2 separate regions of the Homo sapiens genome follow, and region 1 is linked to region 2. The links are chromatin loops, found by intact Hi-C in ENCODE. Cell type or tissue: heart right ventricle. All regions are shown on one strand. Each heading gives the region's core, and the rest is flanking DNA. Links, peaks and the distances in the headings are about the cores only. Region 1 overlaps LINC01483 (long intergenic non-protein coding RNA 1483). Region 2 holds the start of LINC01497 (long intergenic non-protein coding RNA 1497).

Region 1 (16,491 bases), core at 2,746-10,745, 67 kb before region 2:
ATATCAAACATTAAGCATACAAGCAGGGCAAACTGATCCCAGAAAATCCTTTGTGACATGGATTTTAAAATTGCACTTACCTCGGCCAGGTGGGGTGGCTCACACTTGTAATCCCAGCACTTCGGGAGGCCAAAGCAGGTGGATCACTTGGGGCCAGGAGTTTGAGACCAACCTGGCCAATGTGGTGAAACACTCTCTACTAAAAATACAAAAAAATAAAAATAAAAATAACCGGGCATGGTGGCATGCACCTGTATTCCCAGCTACTTGAGAGGCCGAGGCAGGAGAATCGCTTGGGCCCAGGAGGCAGAGGTTGCAATGAATGCAGATTGTGCCACAGCAGTCCATGCTGGGCAACAGAGTGAGATTCTATGTCCAAAAACAACAACGACAACAAAAACCCACTCACCTTATGTATAGTTACACTGCCTTATTTTTTTTCTCCCTGAAATTAGCAAGCAAAAATAGGATTTCCTTCTCAATTTGGGCAACAGCCTTTCAAAGGTCCATGGCCTTCATCTTGTGTGTTGATTTTTCTTCTTTCTCAGTGCCTACCCACTTTTCCTGGGATAGGTGATTTTCTTCTTCTCCAGGACTGGCTGTCATATAGCATGGGAAGATTTACTAACTGGCGTCTAAGGAAAAGACAGCAATGTGTATTAAAATAAGTCAATATAAATGAGTTGTCTATGTACATAAATGAGTTGAACATAATCTTCACTGTTGAATAATGACATAATTCCCTTTCCTTGATTGACAAATCAAAAATTCAGGACTGTAGACTTTTTTTTCCTAGCTCAATTTGATCAATCAATACTTAAGGCCACACAGTGCCAAAATCAGCATCTGTGAGTGTGCGTGTATACACATGTGTAGCAGTTGTGTGGCGTGAGTAGGGTGGACACTAATAATTCATATTTTAAGTGGGTGCCCTTTCATTCTGGTTGCCTTTCAAGGCCTTTTTTTGTTTGTTTTTCAAAGACTTATTTTAATACACATTGCCATCCTAGCCTTTGACGCCAGTTAGTAAATCCTCCCAGGACTTACCTTTAACATCAGTTTTCTCAGCTTCTATCAATAATATCCTCACATAAAGGCTTATTAAAGATTCAAATTGTGGCCGGGCACGGTGGCTCACGCCTGTAATCCCAGCACTTTGGGAAGCCGAGGCGGGTGGATCACAAGGTCAGGAGTTTGACACCAGCCTGGCGAATATGGTGAAACCCTGTCTCTACTAAAATTACAAAAATTAGCCGGGTGTGGTGATGCATGCCCGTAGTCCCAGCAACTCGGGAGGCTGAGGCAGGAGAATCGCTTGACTCCGGGAGGCGTAGGTTGTAGTGAGCCAAGATCTCATCACTGCATTCCAGCCTGGGTGACAGAGTGAGACTCCATCTCAATTAAAAAAAAAAAAAAAAGATTAAATGGTGTATCTTGGCGTTTGGAGGACCAGGAGTAGCACAGAGAGGCTGTGAGCGCCAGGGCTGGGAATCAGGAGCTCATGCCCTACTGTGCATATCCCTATGAGTATTTGCAAGTGCCACAGCCATTCCAGTCCTCAATAAAATCAGGATACGGGAAAACAAGTCCTGATGATTATTTCTAGTTTTAACAATCTGTGAATCTAAGCTTTAAAGCAGTATATTCAGAATGTGAGATATTTCGTTCTCCTTAAACTTGACTGTTATCTGTAGATAAGGCAGGTTGAAATCCATGGAAGTAGGTGTGCCCACACACCGGTAAATACAGAGTCTGATGAGATAGGCTAATTAAGCATGTAGACAGAAAAAAGTCACCTTGAGTGTGGTCAGATTTTTTAAAATATACATAATTTAGCCGCTTCATGGTCTTGTTTAGTCACTGATTTAGTTACTGTGTTTTTTGTACTACCTAGTACAAGAAAGAAGTTTCTGGGTAGGCTCAAGACATTTGGAAAAATAAGCTAAATAAATACATATTTAAATTAAAACTAAAATTAAAATAAGTTAATAAGAAAAAAATTTGGAAAAATAAATTAGATTCCCCCCTCCAAATATTGATTGAGCATCAATTAAGTGAGTTTCTAAAATGTGAGAAATTAGATGTTTAATCAATAAGTAAATAACGTAAACACAGCGTCCCTTTAATCTTGGAACTAACAATTTCTTTGTGAAAGGAATCTGTGAACACTTGAATGACAGTGCATTATAATAATACATGAGCACCTGAGGATGTAGTGATGCAAGAGGGAAATGACAGTTGCCTACAACAGTGGAAGGAAGGGGCAAAGAAAGATTCTAAGCAAGTGCCATACAAACTAAACACACCTTCTTCAGAGAAGGGAGATACCATTGTGGCCTGGAGTGGGCAGAATTTGGTCTAGATCTGGATGATTTGAGGATAATTTTTTTTATGTGGGAAGAAAAGAGAGATGGAATATGAAGGGGGAATGGCATGAACAATGGTATAGAAAAGGATTTGCGGGATTGAACGGTCCAAGGACAAGAGCAATGGATGATAATGTTGGAAAGGTATATTGAATGGGACATCTAGGGAGATGTGAACGGTGAGCTTAACCTATGGATCCTGCAGCACTGTCCAAGTTTTGGGGTGCAGAAGAGTGACACTGTGATTCAGAAAATCAAGAGACTGGAGACTAATGAGTGCAGCATAGTCCAGATGTGGTAATAATTAAGTAAGCTGCTGTCATATCCATGGACACGGAAAGGAAAAGAGTTATGTGGGCATATTTTGAAATCAGATATACATATAGTATATCCTTTCAAGCCATCAAAACATATCACAATTTTGCCTTAAGTTTCCAAATACATCTTTCTTCTTTGATCTCTCCTCCCTTCTAAAAAATCTGATTGCACGAAAGTAAGGTAAATATAGAAAAAAGTAAGTGCAGATATCACAAGCTGAAATTAAGAGCCAGAGAATTTCAGTTCTCTGAAACTGAGTCCTCATGAGGAACCTAGGTCAGTTCAAGTGCAGATTAAGACAAAGGGGTGGGAACCTCTGTGTCCAAGAACAGGAATCAAAAGCAAGTCAATAAGGCGGCGAACAGCTATCTTTGGTTTATTTTTAACTCTTCTGCCCTGCCTCTTTTGTACATACGCGTTGTCTTTCTTACAGTGGAATTACTTTGCTCTTGCCTCAGAAAGCTCTAGAAAATCAACGAGTTTCTGCTAAGTTGGTAGACTAGAGGGCCATATCTCACATATCCCACACTGCGTTCTGGTTTAAGCTATCCTCAAAAGATCAGGATTTCACATTATAAAAGGATCCTGAACTAATTGTTCTCTGAGTTAGCTCTAACTAAACTGATTTGAATCCCAAAGTAAAGAGAGTCTATAAATCTCAATCCCAATTTCAAAGCGATCAGGAAAGATGAGTCCAGCCTCAGTGGTGCATGGATACCCTCAGAAGCAGGGTGACAAAAGTGTGGATTTTGAGCATCCAAAATGTTTGGCCCTTAGTCATGGCTAATAAAATATTCTCTAAGTACCGATTTTTAAAAATTTAACTTTTGTAAAGAGCGTTTTATGAGTGATGCTGTATTAGTATCTATTGCTGCATAACTGATTGTTCCAATATTTAGATGCTTAAAACAATAAATGTTTATTCTCTGTTTCTCTGTATCAGATATTTGGGCATGGCCTTACTGGGTACCTCTGGCTCAGGATTTCTCTTGAGCTTGCAAACAAGGTGTTAGAAGAGGTTGTATTCATCTCAAAGCTTGACTAGTGGATGATCCACTTCCCAACTTGCTCATATGGCCCAGGTCCTTACTAGCTATTGGCTGGAGACATATGGGACCCTCCAGGGGCCACTCACAACGTAGACAGTTGCTTGCTTTATCGAGAGCAGGGGTTCGAGAGAGAGAGAGTGACACCTACACTGAAGTTACAGTCTTTTTATTACCTGACCTCAGAAGAAACATACCATTGCTTTTGCCGCATTCAGTTCAGTAGAAGTGAGTCATTATTAATAGGTCCAGCCTACACTCAAGTGAAGGGGATTTCATGTCGGCTTGAATATCAGGAAGGTGGGATCACTGGGAGTCATTTCAGAGACTGCCTACCACAGATGTGATAGTGGTGTTGTGGCAGAAATCCTCTGCGCTCCTGCTACCCCAATGGTGGCCCACGGATTAGCAGCATAAGACCACCTGAAAGCTTGATAGAAATGTAGCATCTCAGGTCCAATCCCACCCAGGCCAGCTGAATCAGAATCTGCATTTAACAAGGTCCAGAGATTCTTCATGTGCATACCAACGTTTGAGAAGCTCTAGGCTATAGGAGCTTCACATAATGAATCTTAGAGGAAACTACTTTTAAACTGACACCCACGCACCGGAGTCTCTATCTTGGAGCAGATGGTGATAAGCTGATGAGATTCTGCTTTCTATGCTTTTCGAAAACACAGGCTTGGGCAGGTAATCCATAGTCTTAAAATGCACACACAGTCACAGTTTAATGGCTTAATGATGAAGCCTGAACTTTTGTTGGCCATCAGACGTTAACAATGACCACATGGACGTCTCCGATTCCTGCATAGCATTTATAGGGAAAACCAGATCTTTGAACTTATGAAAAACCCCTAACCCATCATCCAAGCACCTTTCATTCCTAGAGATTATCAGAGTTTTCATTACAGGTTAAATTCTTTGTAACTTTTTCATGTGGAAACTATCCCGTTACCTCCTGTTAGTTCTCCTGCTGAGTGCAAATGGAGTGTATACTCTACTTCCTACAGCTGTTTTGGATTTTGTTACATTTTCCAGGTTTTGGGAAAAAAAATGTGCTGACAGAATGTGGCTTCATCTACAACTCTCAACTGATTTAAGAGTATAAACAGAAATACGTTTCCTGATTGTATGTACCAATGAAATAATAATATTATCCAAAGATCCACTAGCCATTTTATTTTTAGAAACTGGGCATTAATTAAAGAGAAACAGAAAAATATGCTGGGGAAAGGTCATTGTGAGATAAAGACAGCAAATATGGCTAGACAAAACAAAAAAAAGATACATTTTTGGTTTGCACTATTTTCAGTGGAAGATAGTTGCTTTTTTTTTTTTTTTTTTTTGAGATGGAGTTTCGCTCTCTGTTGCCCAGGCTGGAGTGCAGTGGTGCAATCTCGACTCACTGCAACCTCTGCTTCCTGGGTTCAAGCGATTCTCCTGTCTCAGCCTCCCGAGTAGCTGGGATTACAGGCACCCGCCACCACGCCCGGCTAATTTTTTGTATTTTTAGTAGAGACGAGGTTTCACCATGTTGGCCGGGCTGGTCTTGAACTCCTGACCTCAGGTGATCTGTCTGCCTTGGCCTCCCAAAGTGCTGGGATTACAGGCGTAAGCCACCGCGCCTGGCCAATAGTTGCTTTTTAAATGGAAAAACAAAAAACAAAACAAACAAACAAAAAACCTTTCCATTCGTATCTGGGCAGAAAGTCAGAGTCAAATAGATATAATTGGAAAAGTTTACTAAATGATGGACTTATGTTACATTTCCCCCCAACTGATCTTTTTTGTTTTATTTTACATAATGGAGTAAAATCCTCTTAAATAAATATATGTGAAAGCAGAATGCTCCAGTCACATTTTATCGTAACAAGATGAAACAAATAAAAACTTAAATCTGAGGCACTAAGAGGTAAACAACTTTTGCTTGGGCTACACAATGACACTTAGCCCGTCTGTTAATAGTGTGGAGAGCACATCTTCCCTTTTTGTTTTCAGGGATGAGGTTGTAAGTAATAAAATTATGAGTAATTTTTGGGCTCTCCCAACTGGTAAAAATCCTCAAGGTGTGTTTTATCAACTCAAGTAGATGGAGTGCTTCATGGTCCAGAATAAAGGGGCTGGAAGATGAAATATGTTGGGATGTTAGAGGCAAGGGGCTGCTGGGGAGCTCATAAAGTTAGAATCACGTTGGGACCTATTTATTGAGAAAAGGCAGGTGAGACAGGGCTAAGAGATTGCTGGGGAGATTGATCCTGGTAATGGCAGCTGGGCAGTCCCAAGTCCAGGTTCCAAAGGACAAAAAAGCCAAATTAAGATCCAGCGAGTCACACCAGAAAGTCCACTCTGGATGACAGAGCACATGTGGTGGGCAGTCTAGGTGTGTTGTAGGTGGTGTTGTGGGAACTCTGACTTTAAGGATTTTATCCCATTTAGGGGGATTGACAAATCCAGGTCACATAATAGGATGCCAGCTATGAAATCCAGGGGTTGGAATAGGGCCTTCACTCACAAGGATAAATATGGATGTTGGTTTGCTTAGCACTGACCCAAGGCAAAAGCTCAGTACCATGCCCTAAAATAGAAAAAAATGTAAGGGATGCTGTGAGTTGGAGAGAGGAAAGAACTTCCAAAGAGACTCAGGTCATCCGTTTGACCTCCTGGATAGAAGTTTGGTGAATAAAGGAGACTTAGGTAGGGAGTGGGGAGTTGGAACACAATGTAGGAGTCTAGATTTAGTCTCTGGACCACGAGATTTGGGGGGTGAGAACACTGAATTGTTTTTAATCTCCTCCTTCACCACCCTGGAGAAGTTGGTAAAGCAATTGTAGGGGCTGGGACGCCATGTGAGTCCATCTGGATCTATCCAGACCGGGAGACGCAGCATGAAAAAAATGAAGATGGTGCTGATATCAACTTGTTTCACTCTGGTCACTTTCCTTCCTCTAGAAAGTTGCTGCTGGGTCAGGGTGATTAGCTGGGGACATGCTTACAGGTTTCTGTTGTTTTACTTTATGTGGTTTCTTATGAGCAAGAGGGAAAGTGCTGATCTTGTAGCTCTATAATCAAGAAGACGCCCTTATTAGTTCCCATTCTGGTAAATAGGAGCAGTATCTAATTTCCTTTGGAAGCAAGGCAGTAGAAGAGAAAGGGTATACTACCATGAAAAGCAATCCTGCCTGGAACCAATGTGTTTGAGTATTGAACTTTGGGTCACACAGAGTTTTTCCCAGCAATGATATTCGAATACATAATTACTCTGCTCTTCATGTGGTATTGGTAGTGCAAAAAACAAGTGTGTACTTTGTATTTATTTTCCAGATTTCCCATTTATTGTTCCCCAAACAGAGTGACGGTGCAAGTTTTATTCCACCACATTGAAAGATAGCTGCTCTTGGCTTCAGGAAGCTTTTTCCTTTCCTTTTATTTCTTTTCAATCCTCCCTTTCTTTGTTTGGTGACTGGGTGCCCCTCCATGTGTCATCTTCTTTCAATAGCACAGCTACCATCAGGAATCATAGCTAAAATACTTAACAACCAATGCATCTCAGGTATGGAACAACTGGAATGGACATCGACCTTAATCTGGAGCAGAAAACAAGGGGCCCTCTGCTCTGCCCAAAGGTTAACAGTTTAATTGTGGGATTGTGGTGAGTTCAAGAGGCTGCAGAAGATATGGTAAGGGGATTCAGGGTAGCAGCTAGTTTACCAAGTGGTATAGAAATATTTACATACTGAGAAATATTTACTATACTGAGATGCTCATATCAGTGCATACTGGCTCATTATCAAGGCTGATATTTGTTTCTAGAATGTGGTGACGGGACCAGTATACTTGAAGCTACAGAGAGACCCTGATGACTAACTGATACAGTCTCCTTATCTCTCACGTTTGTTAATTCTATAAGTACTTATTGAGCATCCACTATATGTTGGACACTTATCAAGGTACTGGTAAGATACTGGTGAATACGACAAAAAGAAATTCCTGCTTATCTTCTAGTAGGGGAGATAGACAACAAATAAAAAGGGAAAAAAGAATGTATGATGTGATTTCAGGTTGTGATAAGTGCTGAGGAAAAACAAAGCACAACAGGCCAGTGGAGAGAAGAAGGCTTGAGAAAGGGTATTGGATTAGGCGTCAGGGAAGACTTTTCTGAGGAATTGACACTTGAGCAAAGACCTGAATGAAAAGAGGAAACAGGCCATCAACTCTCTGGGGAAGGAGTCCCAGGCAGATGTGACACTATGTGCGAAAGTCCTCAAGGTGGGAAGGACTGTGGCATGTTACATGAGCAGAAAGGCAGTACAGCAGGAGCTGAGAGATGGAGGGGAGAGTGTTAGGAGAGGATAGAAAGTAGGTAGTGGCCCAGTGCACCTAGGCCACGGGAAGGAGTTGGGATTTTAATCTGAACATGATAGAGCACCACTGGATACGTATGATCTGAATTATATTTGAAGAAGAGCACTTCAGCTGATGTGCTGAGAAGGTACTTGTGGAGGGATCAGTAGAAACATGGAGTCCAGTTAGTTTGCTTTTTGTTTTTGAGATCAGACAAGGGGTAATTAGGCCTAAAGTTACCAGGGCTCAGAAAATCTACATGCCTGGTTCCAAGCCACACTGTTGAAGTTTGGTCCCAATTTTCCAGATGTCATAATGCAATCAGTGCTGGCCATCTGAAAGTTTAGGGAACATGGCCTCTCACCAAGAACGTGTTACTTGCCCAAACCTCACCTCTTCTCTCCCCATCCTGTTGTAATCTTTGAACTAGGAAAATTCTAACATTGGATAGTTGATAACAAAATTGAAAGACTGTGTAAATACTCTTGAGTTAACAAGGTAAGGGATAAGCCTAATTTTCTTACCATTGGGCTCAAAGGCAATACCTTTGTCTGTTTTAAGAAAACTGAGAACCAGAGTGGGTGCGGTGGCTCACACCTATAATCCCAGCACTTTGGGAGGCCGAGGTGGATGGATCACTTGAGGTTAGGAGTTCAAGAGCAGCCTGGCCAACATGGCAAAACCCTGTCTCTACTAAAAATACAAAAATTAGCCAGGCGTGGTGGCACACGCCTGTAGTCCTAGCTACTTGGAAGGCTGAGGTGGGAGAATCCCTTGAACCAGGGAGGCAGAAGCTGCAGTGAGCTGAGATTGTACCACTGCACTCCAGCCTGGGCGACAGAGCAAGGCTCTGTCTAGAAAACAAACAAACAAAAAACAAAACTGGGAATCACTGATGAGTAAATTTTAAAGCAAAGTGCAGATAGAGCCATGGGGAAAAAGAAAATAATAAGGATGAGGCAAGAAACAGAAACTGGAGATAAGGCAGTTCTTCTAAAAGGCACCCAGATCAGATGGGAAAATGCCAGCTCCTGCTTTCATGCAGTTTGCAATTAGGTTCCAATAGCTGTTTCTCCCTGAGGTCCATCTTCCCACAGTCCAGGGTCCTGCAGTTATCACAATGTTTTGAATTGTGAAATCTCTCTCTCTGTCTCACTACTCTGCCTTTCATCTCTGAATGACTAATACTGTATGCAATGCGTAACATTTTAGGGACACTTTGCAATCATAGCACACAATGGCTACCCGTGGACCACATCTCTTTTTCAGGTTTGTTGGGCCTACAGAGAGTTTTTGGAAATTTGAATAAGCTGCTGTATTAGTTTTCTACTGTTGTGTAGCCAATTACCACATACTCAGCAGCTTAAAACAATATACATTTATTATCTCATCATTTCCACGGCTCAAGAGTCCAGGCACGGCTTAGCCGAGTCTGCTCAGGGTCTTACCAGGCTGCAACCCAAGAGGCTGGCCAGGCTGCATTTTCATCTGGAGGCGCCAGGGGAAAGAAGCCACTTCTTTTTTTCTTTTTTTTATTTTTTGAGACAGAGTCTCACTCTGTCGCCCAGGCTGGAATGTAGTGGTGTGATCTTGGCTCACTGCAACCTCTGCCTCCTGGGTTCACGAAATTCTCCTGCCTCAGCCTCCTGAGTAGCTGGGACTACAGATGCGTGCCACCACGCCCAGCTAATTTTTTGTATTTTTAGTAGAGACAGGGTTTCACCACGTTGGCCAGGATGGTCTCGATCTCTTGACCTTGTGATCCTCCCAACTCGGCCTCCCAAAGTGCTGGGTTTATAGACATGAGCCACCGCGCCCGGCCAGAAGAAGCCACTTCTAACCTCAATCAGGTTGTGGATGAAATTCACTTTGTGCAGCTATCAGTTGTATGATTGAAGATTCTAACATTTTGCTAGCCGGAAGCTGCTCAAGGGCCCTAGAGGCACAGTTGCTTGTCCTGTGGGCTTTTCTGCCATGGCTGCTTACTTCATCTCACTTCGGGGAGGGACAAGTTTCTCCTTTAAGGGCACTCACCTGATTGAGTCTGGCTCATCCACCATCATTCTTTGCTTTTTGATTAACTCTGAATCAACTGGCTTGGAATCTTAATTACATCCAGAAAAAGACTTTCCCTCTAGGTCATATTCTCTTGGCTAGAAGCAAGTCACAAGTTCATCCTACAGCCAAGGAAGGGGGTCACACAACGTATCAGGAATCATGGGAGCTTCTGTTGGGTCTGCCCACCACAGTTGACTACATATACAAATTAGCAAAGTGCACAGAATTTAGTTTTTCAGTTTCTTTTTTCTTTTTCTTTTCTTTTTTTGTTTTTGAGACAAAGTCTAGCTCTGTCGTCCAGGCTGGAGTGCAGTGGCACAATCTTGGCTCACTGCAACCTCTGCCTCATGGGTTTAAACGATTCTCCTGCCTCAGCCTCCTGAGTAGCCGGGACTACAGGTGCCCACCACCACGCCTGGCTAATTTTTTGTATTTTTAGTAGAGACAGGGTTTCATCATGTTGGGCGGGCTGGTCTCAAACTCCTGACCTCGTGATCTGCCTGCCTCAGCCTCCCAAAGTAATGGGATTACAGGCGTGAGCCACCGAGTCCGGCCTTTCACTTTCATTTGAAAAAAAAAAAAAAGAATCAGAGTAGACACTGGGGCCATATTCTCACCTGACATCAGCCCGCAGGAGTGGGCTATTGACAACCCCCTTTGGTTAGACATGCTCCCTGAGTTTCTATTATTCCCCTCTCTGATTTTGTCTAATTGTTTATTCATTTGTGTCAACTGCTTCACTCTGCCATTTATGGTTACAAGTCCCATAGTAAACATTTGCTAGAATTATGTAATGACAATTATTTTGCTTGTGTTTTTGTTGCTTTTGTGTATGTTTAACCGAAGTCTCCTTCAGAGCCTAAAGGAATGTTGGAGATTATTTAATTCACCTATTTTACAGAGAAAACTGAAGCTCCCAAAAGTGACTTTGCCAGGTTCATACAAGTTGTTAAAACCCCAAACTCAAGATTCTTCCAATTCAAGCCCTGCAGCATTTCTTTGAGAATGAAAGCAAAGAAGAATTGGCCAACTCATGTCCCAGGAGACAATCTGGAAATATTTTGCTGTAAATCCATACCTCCCGTCTCGAGGAAAACTTAGCATTTTTCGAGTATTAGAAATCACCATGAACATTGTGCATCATTAGGCCCATGGAGAGCTTTTGCTTCTTCTGCAGAGGCTTTAGTGCAGTTGAAGATTTACCAGCACGTGCCAATGAGCTGTCACCGTGTCTTTATTCAAAAGGTCTCTGTCTACCAACGGCATACTGCATACTGAGAAATGTACACCTTTTGGTGTGTGCTCAATAATTGAACCTGCACTTCTCATGGGGTTCCAGAGCCAGGAAACACATGTTCAAATTCCAGCTCTGTCATTTGCTATGTGACTGGCCTTGGGCAAGTTATTAAATTCTCTGTGCCTCAGTTTTCTCATTTGCAGAATGGGTATTAGAATAAAATTTTAAAATAGTATTACATGAGTTAATAAATGTAAAGCACTTAGAATGGTGCCTGACTCAATAACATATATCTATTAATATTAATTATTATTATTATTATTACTTTCACTCGTGTTCCTGCATAGATGCTTGTGGTTGAGTTGTGTTACCTAGATCTTGAATTTGCATTCTCACTGGGTGCAATATCATTCCCAATAGGGAAAAAAATTTGTTTATTGGGAAACAAAAAAATCTTATTCTTTTAATGTATGAAACATAAACATAAAATATATAAACAGAAATACTGTGTACTTATATTACAATTTCATGGGAGGATTGATTAGTTAAAAAAATGCCTAAGAAGCCTTGTTGGAAGAGTGAAAATGGGGGAAAAAAGGGTTGAGAAACACTGTTTTAGAAGAACAAGAGAAGACAGGCCAGGCATGGTGGCTCACACCTGTAATCCCAGCACTTTGGGAGCTGAGGCTGTCAGATCGCTTGAGGCCAGGAGTTCAAGACCAGCCTGGCCAATGTGGTGAAACCCCATCTCTACTAAAATTACAAAAATTAGCTGGGTGTGGTGGCATACGCCTGTGATCCCAGCTACTTGGGAGGCTGTGGCACAAGAATGGCTTGAATCCAGGAGGCCGAGGTTGCAGTGAGCCGAGATCACACTACCACACTCCAGCCTGGGTGACACAGTGAGACTGTCTTAAAAAAAAAAAAAAAAAAAAAAAAGAAAGGAAGGGCAAGAGAAGACAGGTCAAACATAATAAAGGGTTTCAAGATGTGATGGCAGAGCAGGAAACCAAGCACGGAGCCCTTCTGATTTCCAGATCCTTCCTGTGTGACTGTCCAGCATGTACACTGATGAAGGCAGCCCTGATGACGGGCAGTCTGTGGTGTCTCTGATGACTCTTCTGAGGGGTATCATAGGACAACTCAGGATGTCTCCTTTCTTAGTAACCTCCCTCATCATTAGGACTGTTGCCCATAGTGTGGAAGGAAGGTAGAACCACCTTTTGCCGAGTTTAGCCTATTTTTCCTAGATTAGAAACAAACTGCTAATACCTGGGTAAAAAATGAAAGAGTTAGTGAAACTCAATGAGTGTTTCAGTGGTTTTGTTGCCTCCCTGCCAACCCAAGGTTTCGTCCTTTTGTGTATTAATTTGGTCTCCATTCTATGCTCTCCCAAAACATGAAAGTTCTTTTATTTTACTTATTTATTAATTTATTTATTTTGAGATAGAGTTTTGCTCTTGTTGCCCAGGCTGGAGTGCAATGGCATGATCTCGGCTCACTGCAACCTCCACCTCCGGGGTTCAAGCAATTCTCCTGCCTCAGGGTCCCAACTAGCTGGGATTATAGGCATTCACTACCACGCCCAGCTAATTTTTTTGTATTTTTGATAGAGACGGGGTTTCCATGTTGGTTAGGCTGGTCTTGAACTCCCGACCTCAGATAGTGTGCCCGCTTCGGCCTCCCAAAGTGCTGGGATTACAGGGGTGAGCCACCACGCCCGGCCGCAAGTTCTTTTATTTTACAAATTTTATTTCTGATAATTTGAGATGAAAGCAAGTAGAGAGAAAAAAAAAGATTTCTTGATAAAAATGAAGCCTTCGGCTTCCTCCATATCTGACCCTCGTTCAGAGTTTCTGGTGCTGTTTAACTCTGGAGATTTGTAAGAGGAAATGACCTAAGTTTACTACGGGGCTTACGCAGAGGTCCTGCTCAGCACTGCCCAGGAGTACCGATTGCTAACTCTGTCCTTCCCTCTGATGCCAGGTCCCAAAAATAGCCCAGTGGGAACAACACAGCAGCCTCTCCCTCACGGCCTGCAAATCAAAGCCCTGATTAGGTCAAAGGATGGGAAATGTGGCTATATCGCTGCTCAGAGGCTCTTCAATGCCAAGGGTGTAGAAGCTTCCTGTTCCTTCAGATGTTGGGACAGAGCCGCTGGGCAGGCTTCACTCAGGAGACCTTGCTCCATCTCTTTTGAGTCCTTGAATCTGCTGGGGAGAAGCAGTTTTCCCGTGGAAGCCTTTGAGTCCCTAAGATTCTGGAAGTCCAGGGAAGAGCACTTCAATTTGTAATTGCAGACATCTGACCCAAGAAAGGCTGGCCTTGCTGGAGATGCCTCACTCCCTAGGAAAATCAATTTTGGTTTATTTCATGGAAGAAATAAGACCACTGAAGATTTTTCCTTCTTTCTCATTTCTGGTGGGCACACTTGAAAATGGCAGCTAGTATCATTGTAATGTCACCTTACAGCTTATATCAAAAGCGTATAAAAGTCTTTGCCCCATAACTAAAGGGCTCCTTTGGGGTGTGGGGAGGTATTGAGGGGAAGTGACAGAGCAGAATAAGGAGGGGTATAAAAATCCTCTATGTCTTAGTCCGTTTGGGCTGTTACAGCAAACATATCACAACAAAGAGGCTTATACACAACAGAAATTTATTTCTCGTAGATTTGGAGGCTGGGAAGTCCAGATCAAGGCACGAGCAGACTCAATATCTAGTGAGGGCCTACTTGCTCATACATGACTGATATGGTTAGGCTTTGTGTCCTCACCCAAATCTCATCTTGAATTGCAATCTCCAGGTGTCGAGGGAGGGACCTGGTGGGAGGTGATGGGATCATGAGGGCAGTTCTCCCCATGTGGTTCTCATGATAGTGAGTGAGTTCTCACAATAGCTGATGGTTTTATAAGGCAGTTTTCCCTGCTCTTACTCACTCTTCTCTTTCCTGCCATCATGTGAAGAAGGTTCTTGCTTCCTCTTCACCTTCTGCCATGATTGTAAGTTTCCTGAGGTCTCCTCAGCCATGTAGAACTGTCAGTCAATTTTCTTTATTAAAAAACCCAGTCTTGGGCAGTTCTTTATAGCAGTGTGAAAATGAACTAATACAATGACTCTCTTCTCATTGTACCCTCACATGGCAGAAGAGGTGAGGGTCTTTTGGGGGTCTCTTTTATCCTATTCCTGAGGGCTCTGCCCCCTTGACCTAATCACCTTTCTAAAATTGGCCTCCTAATTCCATCACCCTGGGCTTTAGGATTTCAGCGTATGAATTTGGGGGAATGCAAACATTTAGACCATTGCACTTTATAACAAGGATTAGTAAATGATGCCCCAATCCTCCCCCACCCCCCACACCTGTGTTTGTAAATATAATTGCACTGGGATTTTCTTTTCCATGCTTATTCATTTGTGTATTTTCCATGGCAGCTTTCATAATACAAAGGCAGAGCTGAGGAGTCCTGATAGGGATCACGCGTCCCACAAAGCCTAAAATATCTGGCTCTTTACAGAAAAAGCCTACTGATCCCTGCTTTATAATAATGGCCATACATTTAGTGTTTCCTATGCTGTGTACATTATATAGCTTTTCTCATTCAGGTCTCCCAACAATAGTGCAAAGTGGATACTGTTCTCTCCACTTTACAGATGGGGAAGGAGAGGAAAAGCTTGTTCAAGGTCACGCACATGGTAAATGATAAGGCTGGGTGTGAATCTATAGCTGTCTGATATTATGATTTTTTTTTTTTTTCTAGCACACTGCATTGCCTCACAGCTAAATTCCCACTGGATTGTTGGTCTGAATCACCGATTGAAAAATCAAATGTCTTCAGGGACCCGGCAGGATCCCGAAGGACGCCGCTCTAAGCCAGAGGGAGCGGTGTGTGTTGTGGCTGAAGTGGAAAATACAAGCCCAGTTTAAGGGCATTCAAACATGAATTGTTTTTTTTAAAGCCGTGCGAGTCAAACAAAACATGTCAGCAGTTCTTATTAGGCTAACAGGTTGCTGGTTTGTGACCCTTGGACCGATCCTCAACCAGGTTGGGCAAGGGAAACGATGATATGCTGAGAATGGAAACCAGACCGCCCATTGGTCTCCCCCTCCGGCCCCGGTTCACTTCTTTGGGAACATCTTAGATGGCTGCATGGAGAAACACGGACCTTTGGCCTGTTTTTTTCCTCCGAGCTCTGCCACCTAGTCTTGGTATGACTTCAAGCAAATAGACTAACCTCTATGAGCTTCCGATTTTTCATCCTTTAAAACTGAGATTTACTTATCTCACATTTATTGGTCCATGGTGTGCGTCAGGAGCTGCACTGGTCTTGGCTTATCTCAGGAAATGGCAACTCCATACTTCCACTTGCTCAGAGAAAAACCTTTAGTGTGCTCCTTGATTCTTCTCTTGTTATTACACCTATGACCAATCTGTCAGCACAACCTGCTGTCTCTGTATGCAGTAAGCATCCGGAATCTGAACAATTCTCATTTCGATCACTAATGAAACCGTGCCCCAAAGAGTTAAAAAAATGACTAGCAAATATTCTTGAGTTTGCAGGATGGCAGAGAAGGAAAAGAAAAACAACTTGCCGAAAGGCTGAAACTCCTTCTGCTTGCAAGATGTCAAAACTGACTAAAATTGGCTAAAACCAATTTGGCCAGCTAGAGTCTGCACACAGAACCAGCTTGTTGACATCACAACCCAAATTTCCACTGCAGGTTTTATACTAATTCCACCCTCAAATTTACACATACAATCTATGGGGTAGCATGGAGAAGTGCATGTGCTAGAAGACTTTCCAGACCTCCCCTTTGCTTCTACCCATCATAGATGAATCCCAGAATCCACTTTGTAAACCTTTTGTAATAAAATGACTGCCGTAAAACCAGCATGAGGAGACAGATTTGAGCTAAACTCCTGTCTCCTTGAAAAGCTCAATGAAAAGCTTTTCTTTTCTCAAAAACCCAATGTCATATTTTTGGTTTCTAGTGCACCGGGCAGCAAGTCCTTGGACTCTGTAACACTAACACCTAAGCTCCAGCCTCCATGGTAGCTGACCTGGATTACGGCAATAGCCTCCTTACGTGGTCTCCCAGGTCCTTGAGTTTGTTCTCAACCCAGCAGCC
Region 2 (16,491 bases), core at 5,622-13,621:
AGAGACTAAAGGACTGTGTGTATAATGTGTACGTAGAATTGAACTGAAAGTAGTATTTGTGACTCCTGCCCATGTTTTATTGGTCAAAACTCCATTGTATGATGTATTGGGTTGACTTTTATTCCCCCAGGGTCATATGTTGAAGTCCTAACTCCCAGTACTTCAAAACATGACTGTACAGTACTTGGAGATAGGGCCTTTAAAGAGGTACTTAAGTTAAAATGGAAGTTATTAGGTGGAACCTAATTCAATATAACTCGTGTCCTGAGAAGAAGAAATTTAGACACAGATAGGTACAGAGGAAAGACAATGTGAAGACATAGGTAGAAGTCAGCCATCTACAAGCCAAGGGGAGAGACCTTAAAAAACCAACCAGCCCTTCCACTACCTTGATCTGAGAATTCTAGCCTCCAAAATTGTGAGAAAATAAATTTCTCTTGCTTAACACAGTATCAGTCTGTGATACTTTGTTATAGCAGCCCCAACGAATTAATACACATGGCAACATTTATCTGCAAGGGAAGCTGGGACATGTAGTCTTGCTGTATGTCGAGGAATAAAAGGAAACAGGTTTTGCTGAACATACAGCAATTTCTGCCACAGTACTAGAACTGGGTAGGGTATTAGGGGTCATCTACTCCAATATTCTCTTTTCTTTCTGAAGATCAAGATAAAGTCCGCTAAATGAACTGACTCACTCAAGAATCCTCTGGATATGTAGTAACACCTAACTAGTGACTGCATTGTTCATCTAATTAATTGGATCAAAAATTTGCTAATGATTATTGTCCACCAATGTTCCACCTATCCCCCTACCCTTTAATGAGAGCCACCTAGATTGGCTATGTAATTGTGAGGCCTAATGCAACAAATAAAATAGAGAAGGAGAGAGAGAGAGAGAGAGAGAGAGGGCCTTTGTTAAAATTAAGAATTCCAAAAATAGTGACAGTAGATCATTAGACCATGCACAGGACCTTTCTAACTATAGGGCTCTGTGTGACTGCACAGGTTGCATGCCCATGAGGCTGGCCCTGGTGCCACATATATCACCAACACTACCACTACCATGGGTCTTGATGGCTTGAAATTGACATTAGAAGGTTGGAGAGATATTTGAAGAGTTAGTCCACCCCCAGTCCATGTTGGATAGACTATCAATAAGAGGTTGGTGATGCTCAGTCTAAAACATTGGTGTGTAAACATAGGTCTGCTTTCTGTCACCAAACTTCTTATGTTAGAATCACATGGAGGAGTTTTTTGGGGTTTTTTGGGTTTTTTGTTTTTGTTTTCTGAGACAGAGTCTTGCTTTGTTGCCAGGTGGAGTGCAGTGGCGCCATCTCTGCTCACTACAACCTCCACCTCCCTGGTACAAGAAATTCTCCTGCCTCAGCCTCCCAAGTAGCTGGGCCTACAGGCATGCACCACCATGCCCAGCTAATTTTTGTATTTTTAGTAGAGACGGGGTTTTACCATGTTAGCCAGGATTGTCTCAATCTTTTGACCTCGTGATCCACCCACCTCGGCCTCCCAAAGTGCTGAGATTACAGGCGTGAGCCATGGTGCCCGGCCATATTTTTATTTTTTTTAACATATAGAGATTCAAATGAAATTTATTGGGACAAAGGTAAGATATTCTTTTCAAGTGCCCACAGCTGATTCTGTTGCCCAGGCCAGGTTTGGACAGTACAGGTTATAACAACTTGAAATCTTATGAGTCTGTTGACTTTAACCTACCTAACACCCCCCCAATTTGTCATTCCTTACTTTCCTTACTCAGAGAAGGATTTTATCTGTAGATAATATTTCTTTGGATAAGATTTGAGAATGTTAATAAGTCGAGATTTCCTCCCAAAAGTTCTAGTTTTCAAAATTAATTTTCTGGTATCCATCTCAATTGTCCCTAACTTCCTTCCGTGGTTCTCTCTGGTGACCTTATGAAAGATGTAGTGTGTTCTTGTTCTGTCTGTATTCTGTGTCATCAAAATTATTCTTAGGAAAAGGTCTAGTAAATGTGTTTATAATAAAACATTAAAGACAGATATGAATTGATATAGCAATTCTTGTCAGAATCTTTTCTTTCCAAGCGATAAAAGGATTTAAGCCAAAATAATAAATCTTTCATTGCAGAATTTCAGGTACTGATGAAATTTTAATGCGCCAAATGTAAATGTTGTGAAGTTTTTATTTTATTCACTCATTGACTTATTTATATTTTTAAAATATATTTAATTTTAAAAGAGAGATTTCATTCTTAAGTAATCCCTACATTTAAGGAAATCTTATTTTAAAAAAGTACATATACATATTAAAAGAAAATATAGAAAGTGCTGTTCATGTATACTTGTATTTATTCTATTTTTTATACCTATCTGTCTATCTCTTATCTATTTTCTATCTATCTATCTCTAGGGAAACCCAGGAAAAGAAGTAACGAATTCTGTCTGAAACCAACAGAAAAGATGTAGACAGTAGGTGTGTGGTTTGAACTGAATCCTGAGGCAGCATGGTATAAATTTTAGTGTAAAACATGAATGTCTACCATTTGTTTAGTAAAATCAGTTTGGGGAAATTACTTAGTTCAGGGTAAACACTCTGGAGTCAGACTGCTGGGGTTTGAACCCAGCTCCATGACTAACTGTATAGCCTGGGGTGATTTATGTAATATCCCTGTTCCTTATTTCTTCATTTATAAAATGAGAATAAAAATAAATAGATCTGACCACATTGGTTTTGTGAGAGGATTAAAGAATTAACTCATGCAAAACATTGAGAACAGGGCTTCTATTACTATTATAAATTTCGTTATAACCCAGTTTATTCTCTCTAAGATGAGAATAATAATATATGCCTTTAAGATTGATCTGGGCATTATATTGAATAATGTATGCAAAATATCTAGCCAGTGTACTCTAAATAGTAACGTCGACTCAGAAAACATTGTTTACTCAATGATTCACTCAAGAGACATTAATGTAAATTACATCTATATATATTACCTTTTCCTTTTACATAGGTTACCTTTTGTTGATTAATTTAACTTTATACAGATTAGTATTTGAGTGCTAGAAAAAGTGAGCATAGATAGCATATTTAGTGTTTTCATGTCCTAGAATTGGTTATTTTGCTTTTCATTCAAATATGTCTTTATGATTACACCAAACAATTCAAATTAGGCTATCTGAATCAGTACACCATGAATAAGTATATAAAAGTGTTTCCTCTCTAATTAATAACCTTTGCAGTTTTCAGCTGAAAGATATGATGACAGAAAAAAATAATTGCTCGTTCAGGCTCTTTTATGTTTTTATATCAATTTTGGGATTGTTTTTTCTAATTCTGTAAAAAAATGATGTTGGTATTTCTATAGAAATTGCATTGAATCTGTGGATTGCTTTGGGCAGTATGATCATTTTAATGAATGTAAATTAGTACAGCTTCTATGGAAAACAGTATGGAGATTTCTCAAAGAATTAAAAATATAACTACCATTAGATCGAGCAATCCCACTACCAGGTATCTACCCAAAGGAAAAAGATACCTGCACTTGTATGTTTATCAAAGCACTATTCACAATAGCAAAGGTATGGAATCAGCCTAAGTTTCTGTCAACAGATAACAGATAGCTGTATTAGTCAGGATTCTCTAAAGGGGCAGAACTAGTAGGATAGATGAATATATGAAAGGGAGTTTATTAGGAGAATTGACTCACACGATCACAAGGTGAAGTCTCACAATAGGCCGGCTGCAAGCTAAGGAGCCAGGAAGCCAGTGCAAGTCCCAAAACCTCATCAGTAGGAAAGCCAATAGTGCAGACTTCAGTCTGTGGCTGAAGACCTGAGAGCCCCTGACAGATCACTGGTGTAAGTCTGAGAGCCCAAATGCTGAAGAACTTGGAGTCTGACATTTAAGGGCAGAAAGCATCTAGCATGCGAGGAAGATGGAGGCCAGAAGACTCAGCCAGTCTAGTCCTTTCAGGTTCCTCTGCCTGCTTGTATTCTAGCCATGCTGGAGCTGATTAGATGGTGCCCACCCAGATTGAGGATGGGTCTGCCTCTCCCATTCCACTGACTCAAATGTTAGTCTCCTTTGGCAACACCCTCACAGACACACTCAGTAACAATAATTTGCATCCTTCAATCTAATCAAATTGACACTCAATATTAACCATCACAATAGAATAAAACTGTAGATAAAGAAAATGTGGGGCTGGGCATGAAGGCTCATGCCTGTAATCCTAGCAGTTTGGGAGGCTAAGGCAGGAGGATCAATTGAGCTCACAAGTTCAAGACCAAACTAGGCAACATAGTGAGATGTCATCCCACCAAAAAAAAAAAAAAAAAAAAAAAGCCATATGTGGAGGTGCACATTCTCACTTGTAAGTGGGGTCTAAATAATGGGTACACATGTACATGGAGTGTGTAATAATAGACAATGGAGACTTGGAAGGGTGGGGGCATGGGATGGGGGTGATGAATGAGGAATTACTTAATGTATACAATGTATATTATTCAGGTGGTGGTTACACTAAAAGTCCAGTCTTCACCACTATGGAATCTATACATGTAACAAAACTGCTTTTGTACCCCTTAAATTTATACAAAATTAATGATATGGTTTGGCTGTGTCCCCACCCAAATCTCATCTTGAATTGTAGCTCCCACAATTCCCATGTGTTGTGGGAGGCACCCGGTGGGAGGTAATTGAATCACGGAGGTAGGTCTTTCCCTTGCTAGTCTTGTGATAGCGAATAAGTCTTATGAGATCTGATGGTTTTATAAAGGGGAGTTTTCCTGCACAAGTTCTCTTCTCTTGTCTGCCGCTGTGTGAGACATGCCTTTCACTTTCCACTGTGATTATGAGGCCTCCCCAGCCATGTGGGACTGTGAGTCCATTAAACTCTCTTTTGTACACTTTCTTTTGTAAATTGCCCAGTCTCAGGTGCAAATATATACACACACACACACTCAGAGTGAAGAGGGTCAAGCAATCAAGCAATTCTATAGCTCTCTTTAGTATGCCTTTTTCAGAATTATTTTTAGTCAGTACTTATGTCTCACCTCATTAAAAATATACATACATGTATTTATTAGCCAGGTGTGGCAGTGCACGCCTGTAGTCCCAGCTACTTGGGAGGCTGAGGCAGGAGAATTGTTTGAACCCGGGAGGCGGAGGCTGCAGTGAGCCGAGATCACGCCACTACACTCCAGCTTGGGCGACAGAGCGAGACTCCATCTCCAAAAAAAAAAAAAAAAATATATATATATATATATATATATATATACACACACACACACACACATACACACACACGTATTTTATGTAGCTTGAAGAGAGACATAAAAGTAAAAATAAATAAAAACCAAAAAGTAGACAAAGAAAAAATTAAAGTGGCAAAATAAGAAAAAGTAAGGGGTTCCATTGATGCATGAAATTTATACCGTAGGTCAAATTATACTATAGTTAAAGGTGGACCACAAAAAATGGTTCTGAGATTCCTAGCAGGCAGACCAAAAAGGAAAATCGATCAGATTCATAGTGTCTATCAGATAAAAGCAAGCATGTCAAAAGACAGTTTTATTACAGCTCAATTGTTTCACCATCCAAACACTTTCTGAACTCACAGACACTTTACCTAAACCTCTTTTCTGCATGCATCTCTCTTTAACTTATGTTTAGGCATCTTGATCCACTACAAAACCATGTGAACCATAAAGACAGAGGCCTCAGCATATTAATTTTTTATAACACTGTGCTTCACACAAGACAGGATTTCCATTAAATGTTTGCACAATAAATTAATCAATGACATTTTAAGATGTGTGTCAAAAGAAAGAAACCTGTTTGGGTGAACTTCACACTTTCAAAACACACTGGCTGGGAAGACAGGCTGACAAATTGTGTTGAGAAAAATGAAGGTTATAAGTGGATTTGTGTGTATATGGGAAGAATTATTATGGCAATTTATTATCATTTTCACATAAGGGAAATAGAATGGAGGGGTTGAAGAAGATAGCTTGAAAAGAAGGGAGAAACTATTGAATACAGATTCTTCATTACAAATTTTTATCAAAATCTAAATCTCAGTAGAATAACAATCTGAAGTCACTGGGCAAATGGTCTTCATTCACTTTAAAATTAATGATTATATTATTTTTAAGTTACAAGTTTCCCATTAATTTAGGTGCCTTTAAGTGTATTCCAACAATTTATAATGCTCGCTAACGCATTTTATTGTATCCAAAGTTTAGAAGTATCTAGACAAATCACTGTATTTGTTATATGGTAATCGGTATTATCTTGGTCTTTAATTCCAGAATTCTATGTAACACTTATCTAAGTGGGGGTTACATTGGGTATTTCATGCGATTTCCTTTTTATTTGTATATTTATTCAGCAAGCACTTACTATTGTTCACAATGTGTCAGCACTGTGGGTGAGAAAGAAACATGGTACCATTAATCAAGGAACTTACAGTCAAGGGGGAGGAATAATTACAGCAGAGGAGTGCATATTTGTACCCAGCAAGGAATGGTGCAGAGTCCTCTAGGAGATGGAGATCATAAAAGAAAAAGAGCTAACTTCTTGGATTGATCTAGGGAAACATGGTGGAGGAGGTGGCATTAGATCTAGTCGTAAATAATATGTAAACTTGGGATTCCTATTAAAGGGCACATGTGGAAGTAGGGGGGCGCAAAATTGTTGGATGGAATTTAGGCTGAAGCATCTTAACCTCAAACCAAAGAGCAACGGAAACAGTTGTATAAGGGGAGAGGAAGGGAAGAGAAGAGAGTGTTAAAATCTTGATGAAAGGGATAGCAAAATTGGAGTAAGATATGACGCGAATTATCGATGGAGGTGTACAGGAAAGAATGCACCACATTTCAATTTCTTTCAATACATCCGGCAGAACAATGCCAACTAGAAGTCGAAGCACATTGTCCAGAATAGGCAAATGTACAGAGAGAGAAGGTAGAGTAGGGATAGCCAGAAGCTGGAGCGAGGGGGAACTAGGGAGTGACTGCTCATGGATATGTTTTTTTTCTTGAGGTGATTAAAAATGTTCTGAAATTAGGTTGTAATGATGGTTGTGTGGCTTTTGCAAGTGTTTAAAAAGTCATATATTCTCCACTTTAAAAACAGTTCCCACTTAACCTTTTCATATGTGTTTAGATATAGCTTGTTCATTGGTTGTCCTTATTTATGCTCTGTTTTGATTTAGTATTGGCCCATGTTTTATGCTTTATGTCCTCCTCAGATTAGCAATCTTGTTTTGTATCACAGTTTTGATGGTGGCCTTGCTCCAGGATACTACTTCAGGTCTTGTTGCTATTATTTCTACTATGGATAACAAGAGCCCCATCCTAGCAGATAGGACACTGCCCTCCTGAAACTATTCTCCACCTGGCTCCAAGCCTGAGGGGGCAAGGGAATTATGCAGATACATTCAATCAGAGTCATGAAAATCAATTAGGCAGCATTTTAGACGGGTTATAAATTGCTAAGGCTTAACTTAGAATGGGGTAGGATTGAGAATGAAAAAGAAAGGAAAGAGATCTTGTGCAAGAATGGGCAGGGTGTTGTTTCAGATTACACCTGGAATAGAGTCAGAGTAACCAAAGATAAATCACATTTTAATTCCCAAGTGACACAACTTTTTGTCACAGTTCCTTGGAATTTCTACTGGAGGGTTATATATTATGATATAACACTTTACACAGTGCTTGGTATACAGTAAATCTAGGTAATGGTTTTGGCAAGGATTTTATGTTTATGTTTTGTTTTTACTTCTTCCCAGGAGACTCCTGCTTTCAAGTCAGTTCATTAATCATTATCATTCTCATCTACAGGAGGTAGGAATTAGTATCCTCATTTTGTAAATGAGACTACTGAAGATGAATGAGATTAAATGATTTGCCCAAGGCCTCCATGTTGGACTGTGATTTTGTAAAAAGGCAGAGCAAATTCTGTTAGTTCTACATAGGAGATGGGAGATCACAGCAGGTTGATAGAATCTAGAAGGGGCAAAATGGAGATGAGAACTTAGAAGTAGAAATGGAAACAATGAAGATGTCAAGAAAGGCAAAGTCAAGACAGGTGAGAGCAAGACCCAGCTTTGGGGATTTGGATTGGCAGGGCCAACCCTGCAAACCAGCTCAGCCAGAAGAGGGGCAAGGCACCTTCATTATGGGTCAATGCTTTGGAGTTTGAAGGGGGAAAGTGGAGAGTCCCTGGGAACCTAAGCAACCCAGGAAGAAGAGGGTCAACGATAGCAGATCTCATGGAAAAAGTATTTATGGAAGTATGTTTTTTACCTACTGCCATTGTGAATTGTCTGACAGTTTCACCATGAGGTACAGAGCAGCAGGAAGGCTACTCAGAATCAATCTCATTTCTAGGGTGAAGACTCTTGTATGTCCTGATGGGATGACTTTCATAGAAGAACAGCCTGCAGATAATAATGGGTTACAATAAACTTACTGCTCCTGAAAGAACCAGCAACTAGTTTGTCCTAAAACCAATCTTCCCTTCTGATAAGTCCCAATGCCATGTAACCATTGGATACTTATCATTTGTTATATAATGAGTTACGTTTTCATATATTTATGCTAACTCTCTAACTTGACTATATATTCTACCAAGATAGAAGTAAATATTCCTTCCTCATTTTCCTATGGATATAAATTTATACATTGTACCTATTTAATCAAATACTTGACTGGTTGGATGCCTGCATCAAATGCAGACATGACTCCCCCCAAAATGGGCTTTGTAGGAGCCTATGTGGCAAAGATTAGGGTTCCTGGGAAGCCGAATCTGAGATGAAATTAAGAGCTCGTTATGTTAATTAAGGTGCATCCTTGGATTCAACACCTCTCGAGTTAGGGGAAGGAAGCAGACAGGGCAGAGAAAGAAGTTGAGCTTCCACGGAGACCCATCACAGCTTCAGGGAATCTCATAGAGATTTCTAGAGCTAGAATGACCCTTCAGCATTTTCTCAGGTTGATTTGCAATGAACAGGCCCTTACACTCCCTCCTTGATCAGTTTTTGGATGTGGGCTCCCTGCAAAGGGATGTGTCCTTGGGCAAGGCTGCTCTCTGTAACAGAGGCAATCCTTGGAAGGGCAGCCAGCTTATGGCCATCTGCCAACAGCTGAAGAGCAACAAGTTCTTCAGTGAAGGAAGGCCTGGCCAGTGCAGCACTGGGCTCATTTATATTAGGTAACTCCAGGTAAATGTAAGTGCATTTCTTAGAGGTGGGATGAGGTACTTTGAAGTACCTCACTGAGTTTAAAGGCAAAGGTATTGATACCCACAGTTATATTCATTATTTCTGGTTGAGTTCAATTACACTGAATTTGAGATGGCAGTTTGAAAATTTACTGTCAGTAACTACCAAAAAAAAAAAAAAAGAAAGAGCAGAGCATTGTCTTCGCGATTATGCTGGGACACTTTCAGAGTAAGTCCCCAAGATACAAGGTCCAAAAAAAATACTGATGTGGTACTCAATTGTGGTTCTTTGTAGTCTCTTTCTAAGAGAACTTCAGCTGCATGTTGGATGGAAAACAATATGAAACAAGGGAGAGAGAGAAGAAACAGAGTTTGTTAATATTCTCTGCTAGATTCTGCAGAGGAATCACTTTATTTTGCAGTTGCAACTAGCTTAAGTTATGTAGCTAGAAGTTATGTAGCTAGAAAGCTGACTTGCACACTTAAAGCTAATGAAGAGAAATGCAGGTTTTCCGGGGTAGGTTCTTGGCACTTCTCTGCAAATAGGTAAAAGGGAATGGCAGATATTCAAGCTTAGGGAGCAAGCAGCAAGGACAGAGCCTTCCCCGTCTCTGTGTGTTGAAGTCAGCAGATAGCACACCTGCTGCTGCGTGAGTTCCTTCTGCCAAGCAGAGCAGCACAGCTGCAAGACACCCTGCTTCTGGCTCTGAGCTTTGCTTGTCTTCAGGGATGGAGCCCCTCCCAAGGCAAGTTCAACTGGGTTCTTTGGCAGCCGAAGTCTACACGGACCCTGCAGGGAGCGGTGGAGAAAAGTGAGTTTGACATGCTTGGAAATATTTAGATCTTGGATGTAAACTTCAAGGAAAATATTTACTCTGTTTGTTTTAATACCACAGAGGTTTGGATCCCGGGAATCTTCAGAGTACAAAAGGCTCTTGCCAAGGCACCAATTTAACAATTTGGTCAGTGACAAAAGGGCATCCTGTTTAACTAGTCTGAATTTAAATAGCATGTTTCCAATGTATTAGCATGTCTGTCTCATCTGTTTACAGAACTGTTTTCTTTAACCCCTGAATTTTGTGTTTGGTTTATGAATTTGCACAGAATCAAATACAGTTTTTTAATAGAAAGCAAGCAAAAAAGCGGATCATCACATAGTTGAAAGAGTTGCTACCCGGGCATTGACAATAAACTTCCCACGATTACTTGACCATTCAGAGCAACCAGATCCTTGTAGAAGGCTACAAGCTCTCTTTACTCATGGCTCTTGGTGAAAAATTCCTTACTGTCTCTTTGCTGGTGCTGAGAAATACTGCAGAATGCTAAAGGACTGTCCAATTATATTTTTGGCGAGTGAATTATGATAAAAGAGAAGCCTTTTGTAAATGTGACTTGAAAAGTGGCGTATTTTGTGTCCTCTCTTTGTGTTTTATGCAGAATCCCTACTGCAGGACACAACTTTCAGGACTCACACTGATTTCCCTTTAGTTTTCTGTTTTTGTTAGTCTGCAGCAGAGTGGGAAATAGTTACTGTAAAGGGAAGTCTTAAGAAAACATATCAGTTATGTGCACAATATGTGTACATATATGGAGGAAAAATAGACAAAAAAAGGAAACTGGCATCACAATGCTCTCTCTAAGGGCCTATAAGGGATGAACTGGGACTCCTTCCTGCCTTCGGATAGCACATCAGGCAGAGAAAATGTTAACCATTTTTCAACTCTCAGAAAAGCAGATTTCATGATGTCATACAATGTCCTATTCCACTGTCAGATTGCTTCCCCACTTTGGCAATTAAAAATAATTACACTTTTTTTTTTTTTTTTTTTGCTGTACTGCCAAGCCAATTTCTCCTATACAATTGTTTTTAGACATGGCGAATGAACAGCTGCTTTTCAATTATTGGACACAGTTGTATTTCAATTCTCTTTTAACAGCTGTGAAACAGAATTCCTATTCAGAATTTTATAACAGTAAACCACACAAAAAGACTACTGTTGTCTCTCTGCTAATGGAGATTTTGTGTCCCACTTCTTTTTCAGTACCATTTCCCAGATGCTGTCTATTATCTTTCCTCCATCTTTGCTTGACTGTTACTACCATGTGTATGATTCCAACCAAGTCTGATGTCTGCTGATTAAACTTTCTTTACAATACCTTGGTCATTTTTTCCCTCCGTCAGAAGAGAAAGTTATCCCACTTCTCCTAACCAGTTGACAATTAAGTGAAGAAAGAATTTTAATACCTAAATGGTCATTCTGTCACTACCCACTATTGTCACATTTCTTCTTAGTTGGATATCAGTCATAAGAACAATTAGAGTGGGAAAAAGTCAAACATGTAAAAATTTATATTTGCTAATAAACTAATTTGCGTGGGAGCCATTAGAGAAATATAGACTCATCTGCTTTACAGCAGCTTAGAACAGACAGAGATCTACCAGGCCAGTTAGTATAACTCTAATGCCTTTCATCTTGGAGAAAGGAAAACAAGCTAGAGTGGTTAAGTAATTTTTGTTTTCAGATAAACCATCTCTGTTGTAGCTTAGATATCCTAGAGCTCAATTCCCCAGTTTTAGTAGCTTCCTTATTCTGTTTTTTGGTGTGTTTTTTTTGGACGGAGTCTCGCTCTTGTTGCCCAGGCTGGAGTGCAATGGCTCATCTCAGCTCACTGCAACCTCTGCCTCCTGGGTTGAAGGTTCAGGTGATTCTCCTGCCTCACCCTCCTGAGTAGCCGGGATTACAGGCAAGTGCCACCACTCCTAGCTAATTTTTTTTTTTTTTTTTTTTTTTTAGTAGAGACGGGGTTTCTCCATGTTGGTCAGGCTCGTCTCAAACTCCCAACCTCAGGTGATCCACCCGCCTCGGCCTCCAGAAGTGCTGGGATTACAAGCGTGAGCCACTGCGCCCAGCCATCTTCCTTACTCTTTAACAAATGGTAATCTAAAATCAGAGAAAGCATGGTTCTGAAACATTGGAAGGTAAAGTAAGAGAACTATATGTTGCCATTTAGCTGTAATAATAATTCTCCTAGTCTCTAGGCCAGACTGAATTTCCATCTGGTAGAGATTTATGCATTAACTGTAATACTTGATTTCCCCTTGAAGTTCAAATCTCTTTGGGAGGTATTAATTTTATCTTATTTAGGCATTTATACAGAGTATGAACTAACAATCTGAGAGTATGTTTTGATAGGCTGAAAGGAGGAGATGCATGAGGGATTTATACAATGCCATTTAATTTAAACTTATAAATGTAATGTTAATGGCTGTGTATTAGTTTTCTATTGCTGCTGTAGCAAATTACCACAAACTTAGAGGCTTAAATAATACAAATTTATTATCTTCTTGCTCTTAGGTTAGATGTCTGAAGTGTTTTTCATTGGACCAAAATCAAGGTGTTGGCTGGGCTACCTTCCCTTCTGGAGACTCTAAGGAAGAATCCATTTCCTTGTCTTTTCCAGATCCTAGAGGCTACCTGCATTCCTTGGCTTTTATCCCCAATCTTCCATCTTCGGAGCCAGCAACAGTGAGTTGAGTCCTGATATGGCATCACTGTGATCTCCTCTGCTGCTCCTTCTTCCATTTTTAAGGGCCGTGTAATTACATCGAGCCTACGTGGATAACCCAGGATAACCCCTCTCTTCTAATATCAGCTGTCAAGCAACCTAAATTCCATTACAACCTTAATTTCCCCCATTCAGCCATATAACTTAATATATTCACAAGTTCCAAAGATAAGGAAGTGGACATCTTTGAGGGTGTGTCATCATTCTGCTTAACATGGAGTGTAAGAGAAAAGCTACAAATATCAATGACTTAACTAAATAATAAGTTTATCTCTTATTAACATTGGGAGTTTCTGGTAGAGCAATCCTCTAAGTGACTATTCAGGGACTTAGGCTCCTTTCATCTTCTGCATCTGCCTTCCTACTGAGCTTGAAAGCCTTCCCTGTCCGGTTAATACATGAAGAAACAGAGAGAGGCTTTTGTGTGTGTGGTTTTATGCACCAGGCTTGGAGGCAGTGAAAATTATTTCTACCTATATTTTCATTGACAATACTCAGTTATGTGGCTATACCTAAGTACAGTGGAAGTTAGGAAATATAGTCTATCTATGTGCTTGGGACATGAAGAAAATACATTTGATGAAGAGCTAGTCAGTCTGTGCCAATTCTGTCCATTTGTTCACCAAACATCTATTCCATTTTTCCTGCCACACATGGAACACACGGGTGTCCTTTCTGAAGGTGGAAAACTAAAGGTCCCAACAAGTCATTGCAGAAAACTTAAAGTCCAGCATCCTTGAGTGATGCTCATCTCTCTAGACCAGAATTGAAGTGGCTTCTTTGAGCCTACAAATGATATATATTTATACACACACACACACACACACACACACATGCAAACAAACACACACATGCATACATATACCATGCAGGGAAGATACATAGATACGGGAAAACATTTTAGACACCTGTTTGGTAAAGGAAAAAATGAGAGGCATGCAGCTGTTACTGAACCATAGCAATTTTGAAATCATGTTAGGCACATATTAAGGGTCCTATTATTTGGCTGGGAAAAAATCTTTCGTTTATTCCTAAATTATGCTCCCTAGAATCTCCTTTCTTCACTGTTCTCCATGGTTACTGATTCCAGCCTCTGAGAGATTCTTCTTTGTCTATCTTTCCCATGACCTTCAGGAAGTGGGATTGGAGATTATGTTTGGTGCTGATAAAAGCTGGGGGACCCAGCACTAATCTTAAAGCTTAAGAAGTCAATACTTTCAGTCCATGCTCATAGAATCCTTAGGGAAACAATTTTCCCCAAACTAACAGACATTGAAATTGTCTTGTTTCTAGTCAATTACATGTGCCAATAACTACATTTGAAGTTTTCTCAATGTGATAATTCTCATGACTGATTTATTTTTTGCTTCCTCATATACACCATTCTAAGCCACTCCCAACCTCCCTGAAGCTATCTGAAATAATATTTTTGAATACTGTTTCCTTAGTCTAATCCTTATATTAAATTGTCTGTTTTTTAACAATAATTTTATTTGATTGTTGTCATTCAGAGCCTTTTTCAATTTATCTTAATTAGGATGCAGAAGCACTCAGGTTTATTAACTCTAAAAGTTATTGATCTCTGGATACATATCCATTTCAATTTCTGCTTCAAAATAAGTCTGTTTTTGTCTGTGCTCATCTCTTTCTTGTAATACATTGCTAAGAAAGGCCAATAGTAGCAAATAGGCACTGTTACTCTCATATCAATCTCTTGTCCTCACGTCCAAAAACTACAGGCTTATAGGCTCATGAGGTGTGTTGTGCCTTTCTATTTAATGTATGAAGTGGTTTTACCATATGTTTTGCCATGAAACAACATGACCTGAACCTTCATTGTTCCAACCTCATCTATCAGCCTCCATGAGGCTATCTGAAATAATATTTGTGAATACTTATTTCCTTAATCTGATCTCTATCCTAAGGCTGCATTATAGGTTCTGGGATCCTTCCCTTTTCAGGGACAAATGGAAAAAAACAACAAGGATCACTTGTGGGATATTGTGATAAAATGGGCCTGAAATTGATTAACATCTTTTCTGCCCACATTCTGTTGGTCACAATTAAGTCATATGGCCATATTTAATTGCAAAGTGTGATAGAAAATGTATTTGTGTGTGTGTGTGTGTGTGTGTGTGTGTGTGCCCAGTGGGAAATGGCAATGGATTTTAGTGCATATGTGCAGTCTCTGTCACACCAAAAAGTACAAAACTAAGTATCTGGGTATGCCAAATTCAGCTATATTGTTAGACGGTATTGCTTAGAGCATTATGAACTATTATTGATAGTTACTGAACATTTAACAGCAAAAGATCTGTTGATAGTATGATATCAATGTGCAGACGATTTAAAAATCTTGAGGCATTCCAACTATCATACACAAATCAGAGGCAATTCATTTACTTAAGCTCATTATTGACTACCTATTATGTATTGGACTTTATGTTATGTGCTATGCAAAGAAAAAGCACAGGATATATCTGTAACCTCAAAAAGCTCTCAGTATTCCAGAAGAGGCAAACATACACACAAGTAACTAAAACACATTTTTTTGTTCTATTATGCAGTTATAAACATTATATAGGAGCACAGAAGAGGGAACTACTATGTCTAGTCTTATTTAAAAACAAAAGAAAACAGAGACAGCAAGAAAATAGTAACTATTAAGAATGCTGTGGTTTGTTTTTGTTTTTGTTTGGTTTTACTATGTAAATGAAGTATCTCATCAAATAAGGAAGACTTTATGAGCAGGGAGTTATCAAAATGCTGAACATGGCTGGACGCGGTGGCTTATGTCTGTAATCTCAGCACTTTGGGAAGCCGAGGCGGGCGGTGACCTGAGGTCAGGCGGGTGGTGACCTGAGGTCAGGAGTTCAAGACCAGCCTGGCCAACATGGTGAAATCCTGTCTCTACTAAAAAATACAAAAATTAGCCAGGCATGGTGGCAGGCGCCTGTAATCCCAGCTACCTGGGAGAGGCTGAGGCAGAAGAATCGCTTGAACCTGGGAGGTGGAGGTTGCAGTGAGCCAAGATTGCGCCATTGTACTCCAGCCTGGGAAACAAGAGTGAGACTTTGTCTCAAAAAAAAAAAAAAAAAAAAAAGTGCTGAACATGCTGCCCTGAAGAAGCAAAACCCAAAGGTGTTCAAAAAGGTCAGTGGTTTGTCTAATTCAATGTTTTGGGGAAGATATCTTGAAATCTTAAAATCCAGAACAATATTTAAAGTAAGAAAAGAAGCAAAGCCATTTTTTCCTCTTTGGTGGTTGTTATTGTTGACGTTGAAGAGTAACTGGAAAGAATAAGTTAAATGGTCAAAAGTTTGTTTTTGAGATGCCTGCAGTATGGCACTTGGGCAACCTCCCATGATGCTAGATCCCTGTTGGGTCTGACGAAGGCAGACATTCATTAAGCCTCTCACCACCAGTGGTTGGATCCCATCCACTTCATGCAAGTAGACAACCACAAGTATTTTATTCCGTATATCAGTACCAGAAGCTAGGAGCATGGAATGCACACAGTATGCTTTGAACCTCATAATTGTTCCTTGTAATAATAAATTTTTACATTTGAACCTGTGAGTTATCAAGGAAAAAAAAACAAAAAGCCACTTTGGTTAAGGGATAGACTTAAAATAACAGGAATTATGGAAATGGAAAAATACCACTTTTCTTTGTTGGCTCAAGGATTTATGTGTG

What was found. Hi-C counts contacts between places; a loop is a spot of excess contacts. Peaks named below come from ENCODE experiments on the same cell type or tissue, not always from the same donor. Only the 100,000 strongest peaks of a DNase experiment are listed, where the experiment ranks them.
Region 1: a loop joins it to region 2, with 4 times the contacts of the local background. A loop is called at or near these places in 4 of 110 quality-filtered maps.

The regions. Positions count from the first base shown.
Region 1 is chr17:69,887,621-69,904,111 of GRCh38, forward strand. LINC01483 (long intergenic non-protein coding RNA 1483) reads left to right here. Exons shown (of 5, transcript NR_109972.1): 5 at 15,122-15,380. Among named protein-coding and RNA genes, the nearest start is that of LINC01497, 66 kb to the right of the region's middle. In heart right ventricle, for the core only: no CTCF peak of the experiment used is centred there; no DNase peak of the experiment used is centred there.
Region 2 is chr17:69,951,798-69,968,288 of GRCh38, forward strand. It overlaps LINC01497 (long intergenic non-protein coding RNA 1497), which reads left to right and starts at 9,910. Exons shown (of 5, transcript NR_110875.1): 1 at 9,910-10,040; 2 at 12,585-12,755. In heart right ventricle, for the core only: no CTCF peak of the experiment used is centred there; DNase peaks (open chromatin) are centred at 9,120 and 9,909.